Regions from separate parts of the Homo sapiens genome. Here region 2 is linked to region 1. The links are chromatin loops, found by intact Hi-C in ENCODE. Cell type or tissue: PC-3. All regions are shown on one strand. Links, peaks and the distances in the headings refer to the core of each region. The heading gives the core; the rest is flanking DNA. Region 1 overlaps NHLRC2 (NHL repeat containing 2). Region 2 has its middle 4.7 kb from the start of ADRB1.

Region 1 (2,918 bases), core at 305-2,804:
TTAAAAAAATAGCTTTCCAGTGTTAGTTCTCAACAGTGCTGTTTCAAAAGTTGTTTTAAAAGTTCTAACGGTTGGTCTTCAAAACGTAATTAAGACCTTATCATAAAGAGCCTTTTGCACAGGACTATCTCAAACCCTAAGAAGCTATTCATATTTAAGAAAATTTTGTTGTATTAAATATTAGTCCAAGTGAGCTCTGGAAATACAGTCTTCTGCTTTCTTGTTTCATAAATAACACTGGTATGCAGACCCCTCCCCATGACTCAAATATTAATATATGCAATTCTGTTACAGTAAAGTTTTCACCATGGTCAACCTATTCCAGCATTAGGTACTTTTTGTTGTTGTTGTTTTGTTTTTTTTTTTTTTTTTTGAGATGGAGTCTCACTCTGTCACCCAGGCTGGAGTGCAAGGGTACAATCTCAGCTCACTGCAGGCTCCACCTACCGGGTTCAAGTGATCCTCCTGCCTCAGCCTCCCAAGTAGCTGGCGCTCACCACTACTGGTGCCCACCACAATGCCCGGCTAATTTTTGTACTTTTAGTAGAAACAGGGTTTCTGTTGGCCAGGTTGGTCTCGAACTCCTGACCTCATGTGATGCGCCTGCCTTGGCCTCCCAAAGTGCTGGGATTACAGGCGTGAGCCACCGTACCCAGCCTAGCATTAGGTACTTTGTTTTGTTTTGTTTTGTTTTTGTTTTTTTTGAGATGGAGTTTTGCTCTTGTTGCCCAGGCTGGAGTGCCATGGCAACACAGCCTCCACTTCCTGTGTTCAAGCAATTCTCCTGCCTCAGCCTCCTGAGTAGCTGGGATTACAGGCGTCTGCCACCACGCTTAGCTGATTTTTTGTATTTTTAGTGGAGATGGGGTTTCGCCATGCTTGCCAGGCTGGTCTCGAACTCCTGACCTCAGGTGATCTGCCTGCCTTGGCCTTCCAAAGTGCTGGGATTACAGGCGTGAGCCGCTGCGCCCAGCGCACTAAATACTATTAAAAGGAATTAAGCAAAATGCTACGTACCAATGATTATGATTCATGATCACCTAAACACAGAATGCAGACTTAACTTTTCATTCTTAGTGTGCTAATTAAGTAGTAGTATGGTGCAGTAAGGAATTTTGTTAATTTTGTTATAAACTCCCTCTCCTGAAATCCGTAAGGAAATGTGATAATAAGAAAGTGATAATAGTGTCATATTTTAAAAGTAGAATCCACTGTTAAGCACCAAGATTACCTTTTCTTCCCCCTGTGGCACAGTTTATTTAAATGAAGTATTAGCAATAATCATGTCACTATTTTGTCCTGAATAATTAAGAGTTTGCTTTTTTCCCATGTCTTTGCAATAGGATAATATAAAGAATAGTATTAAAAGTCAGAGGCTTTACTAATCTACCTATATGTATTCCATGGCTAACAAACCCTGGCCCCTTTACATATGAGCTCTGGAGGTTCGCCTGGCTGCCTCAGGCTTGCAGAAGGCTGCCCCAATCACAGAGCCTGGGTAAGGTGGAACAGGAGGCAGCCCCACTCGGCTTTTCTGATTGCATCCCACCTGTTTCTGAGTGTGTTGGTTTGGTTTAATTCTTTTCAAGGGTTGGAGTTGGAAAGTGAAAACCCTAGACACTTGCTGTGGAATGTTTGCCTGGTTGTATTGGTGTGTCCCTCTTCTTCACTGGCATGTCGCTTTCAAGTGTACCAAAGGACATTTTGTTCTGTTGAAAGCCACAGGACCAAAAGGAAAATATTGCAACTATTTGCAAACATACTTCCCTACCTGTACAAGCAGCCATATACTAAAAAGCACTAAACAAGCACAAATGAACACTAAATAGCCTTATACCAAAAAGCATTCTTGTAACTGTCAGGGCATGGTATGAATTCCTTCCTCTTTAAGCAGCAACTTACCACAGGCTTGGTGGCTTTAAGTAATATAGCATTAAGCAAATGGTCAGTTATTTTTTAATGTTGAAAACTTCCAAGTGTGAATAATACGGACATAGTTTACTACCTTTTGCTTTTAATATACCTGGTTATCTATTTCCATTTGAAATAAAATGAAAGGAGACCTCAAACTGATGCTGAGAAGTAGACAAAATCAGCTCTCAGACTTAACTCTCCCCAATTAAAATAGTTTTTTTTTCCCTTCCCATTTTTTTGTTTTTAAGAGATAGGGTCTTGCTGTGTTGCCCAGGCTAGAGTGCAGCAGTGACATGATCATAGCTCACTGCAGCCTGGAACTCCTGGGCTCAGGATCCTTCTGCTTCGGCCTCCTGAGTAGCTAAGACCACAGGTGTGTGCCACCACACCTGGCTAATTTTTTTAAAATTTTTTGTAGAGATGGGGACTTGCTATGTTGCCCAGACTGGTCTCGAACTCCTGGCCTCAAGCCACCAACCTCTCAAATTGCTAGAATTACAAGCATGAGCCACCACACCTGGCCTGTTATTCCTTCTTTATCTAATGTGTGCTAAGCTTGTGAAAAATATATGTTGAGGTAAATAGGGCAAAACATTAGTTGATAAATTATGCTAATTAATGGGAAAAATAGACATGTTCCTCTCTGAACATTTAGAAGGACTCTGCCCTACAACTATCTTCTGTTTTTAGAATTTGTAGTCACTGTTCTTAGTGCCACTGGAAATATATTCATTCTTTGAGCATGTACAGGGTGGGCTCCCTGTTGTATTTATTACACTTTTCAAAATGCCAGCAAGTTTTTGTTTGTATAGAGTTGGAATGTATTGTTCGTGCATGCCTGTGATATTCATCATCAAAATATACCTGTAAAAAATAAACTACTGCTTCCTCTCCACAGCTTAGGCCTCCCTCTTACTAAAAACAATAGTAGTTTCTGTAGAAGTTTCAGTGAGAAATTATGGTTATATAAATAACAGATATGGCAGAACAATTTTGTTGTAGTA
Region 2 (2,918 bases), core at 294-2,793, 120 kb after region 1:
GTTTCTTACAACACAATTATTTTGTCTGAAACACAATAAAGTTCTGTGTTACTGTTAAAATAAAACCTAGAGTTTTCAATAATCATCCCAGCTTGTTGTCATCACAAGCTCTGGACTGGGACAAACTTAAAGGACAACTCAGCCAATAGCTTATCATGTATAATGCTCATATTCCTATTACCATCAGTACTTTAAGGTAAGATTTCACTTGATAAGCAATCAATTTTTATTCATTATATAACTGAATTAGAACAGAATTTTTGGTTTATGTTGGTTTAAGTCTTGTATATTAAGACTTGTATTTAAGTCCTTTCTTTCTTCTTTAAGTTACTAGTCATGGCACTAAATAGTTAACTTGAGGGAAAAAAACCATTCTCTGCTCTGAATATTCTGCTACTAAAATACTGAAAAGGAGCTGATTTAAGAGAATCACATAAATACTTTTTTTTTAAAAAAAGAAGAGGGTACATACTAAGGAAGAACAGAAAAAAAGGGGAAAAACTTTTGTAAAGGTAATTTGCTAAAAGTATTTAAAAATAGTTCACGGTTATCCAGGCTCTAAACCCTATTAATATCTAGAGTGAAAAAGAAAGGAGTCAAGCGGATAAACAGAAGCTTATCTAAGTGAACTGATTCTTCTCATACAAGCAAATCCTGACCCCTTTCATGGTTTTCAATGTCATGATGATCGGAAAAGACAGCGTTTGTTGCTTTATAAATATATGGAGCTGTACGTGATTTCAAGAAGCTTTCACATACATTATCTCATTTAATTCCCACACAACCCTGTAAGGGAGCAAATGGTGAGTCCACTTTAAAGGTGAATATCAAAGGTCAAACAGAAAAGCAACAAAGCCGGGACATAAACCTGGACCTTTTACCTCCCAGGTCTGAACACTTTGCAAAACAGCCACATTTTGAAAAATATTATTATTGGCTCTAGCATTGTTCAATGTGCTTGTTAGAAACACAAGGAAGAAGAGGAGGAGAAAAGGGAGGAGGAGGAGGTAAGTGTGGGAGGAGGACGAGGATGGGGAGAGAGGAAAGCTTTTGAATTTTCCTAATAGTCCACACTTTGCTATGATTATGCTACTATTCTCTGTGCTTGTTTTCAAGATGGCTGGAGTTGGTCATCCCTGTGTAAATTGTGGCTACAAAACCAGTATCTGACCCTAAGTGTCAGGCGTGTTCTTTGGTTAGTTAGCACTGAGTGATTGTTTCAGCAGTTGTGTTGCTTTATGTGAAAGGTCATACATCTTTTCTGAGAAACAGCCACCTAAGCTCTGACTAACAAATCCTTTGGTTTATTATAGCTTGATTTCAAATAGCTTCAGGCTATTATCAGCCTCAAGGCACATTTTGCTAACAGATTTCGTACACTTCTTGGGGTTTTATTAAGAAATTCCCCCACATATCCCTTGGCGTATCTTCCAGCAGTTGTCCAGTTAGGCTACTCACTTTTATTTTTAACTCATTTTCTAGTAAAGTCAACTCAAGAATGTAAATGTCTTTGCCAGGCTCATGGCTTGCAACCTTGGATGGGTTAGATGCCTATTCATCACTGCTCTGCAGACTAATTTGATATACAACTTGAAACCACATTCAAGTCATCAGCAACTCTCCTGGGGCAGAAATGGCTGGATATATAGATTCGGTATCATAAATAATGGCTAAAGAAAAAGACTCTTCACCTGGGTCATTTATGAAGAATAGGTAGTACTTTTTTCTTTTCTTTTCTTTTCTTTTCTTTTCTTTTTTTTTTTTTTTTGAGTTAGGGTCTCACTCTGTCACCCAGGCTGGAGTGCAGTGGCACAACCACATTTCACTGCAGCCTCAACTCCTGGGCTCAAGTGATCCTCCTGACTCAGCCTCCCAAAGTGTTGGGATTACAGGCAGGAGCCACTGAGCCTGGCCAGGTAGTATTTTTTATGGACGTGGACTTGCATGTCTCCTTTGGAAAATCTCTTACCTATGTCTCGTTTTATTTACTACGAATAGGTATGATATACATTTATCTCATGAGCCTACCTTGCTTTTGTAAAGTATTTTGAAATGTTTATGTGAAAATGTTGAATAGGTGGTAAGAATATGGATTATTGCTGTAAATTATAAGCAAGAGTGAAGATTGTAACTACTAAAACACTCAATTATGTCTCAAGTGTATAAAAATGAGAATATTTTAATAAATTAAATATCATATATTTATGAATCAAAGCTAAATGTTCATTAATATCAAGTAAATATCAGTAAACATGGGAGATATAAAAATGTATGAGACAATTCTGGCTCTCAGTGAGCTTACAATCTATAAGAGAAGAAAAGGGGAAAATATAAAAATTAAATAACAACATAAGAAGTATCAAAAGGCAACCTATTGTAAATTGCCACCTGAAATGAAATTGGCAGAGTCACTACTATAGGTCAGAGGAAGGAGAGATCATTTTCAGAAGCAGTGGGCAGAGAAGATAAAGAGTCCAGCCACATCTCCAAGGCTGAATTCGCTGGGAAGCAGGAGGAGGTTTTGGTGGAGGGAACCCAGTGAGAAAGTATAGATGTACAAAAGGAAGGAGTATGGATCCCCAAAAGGAAAAAGAATACAGAAATGCAAGTTATGGTGATAAGGAGAGTTCTAATATGAAATAGGGCTGGAAAGGCCATTTAGAATTGGACCGGGGAGAACTGTGAATGTTAAATTGAAGAGGTAAGGTTGCTGAACAGAAAAGCATCTTGGTCAAAGCAGCATTTTGGAAATACTCCTTTGGTTATGATATGCCAGATTAAATGGAGCAGGGAGGACCAGAGACAGGGAGATCAAATAGAACCCATGGCAAGTCCCGGTGTGGGGTGAAGGTGGGGGGATGGGAAAGGAAGAAGTTGAGATAGGAACTCTGTGGAAGAAGTGCACGACCTCTCAAGTG

The links. Peaks named below come from ENCODE experiments on the same cell type or tissue, not always from the same donor. Only the 100,000 strongest peaks of a DNase experiment are listed, where the experiment ranks them.
Region 2: it touches region 1 in a loop (2.1-fold over the local background); 16 of 110 quality-filtered maps call a loop at or near these places.

What each region holds. Positions count from the first base shown.
Region 1 is chr10:113,913,493-113,916,410 of GRCh38, forward strand. It overlaps NHLRC2 (NHL repeat containing 2), which reads left to right. Exons shown (of 11, transcript NM_198514.4): 11 at 1-2,918. Among named protein-coding and RNA genes, the nearest start is that of NHLRC2, 60 kb to the left of the region's middle. In PC-3, for the core only: no CTCF peak of the experiment used is centred there; no DNase peak of the experiment used is centred there.
Region 2 is chr10:114,037,739-114,040,656 of GRCh38, forward strand. No RefSeq gene overlaps it. Among named protein-coding and RNA genes, the nearest start is that of ADRB1, 4.7 kb to the right of the region's middle. In PC-3, for the core only: no CTCF peak of the experiment used is centred there; a DNase peak (open chromatin) is centred at 1,323; H3K27ac peaks cover 280 bases.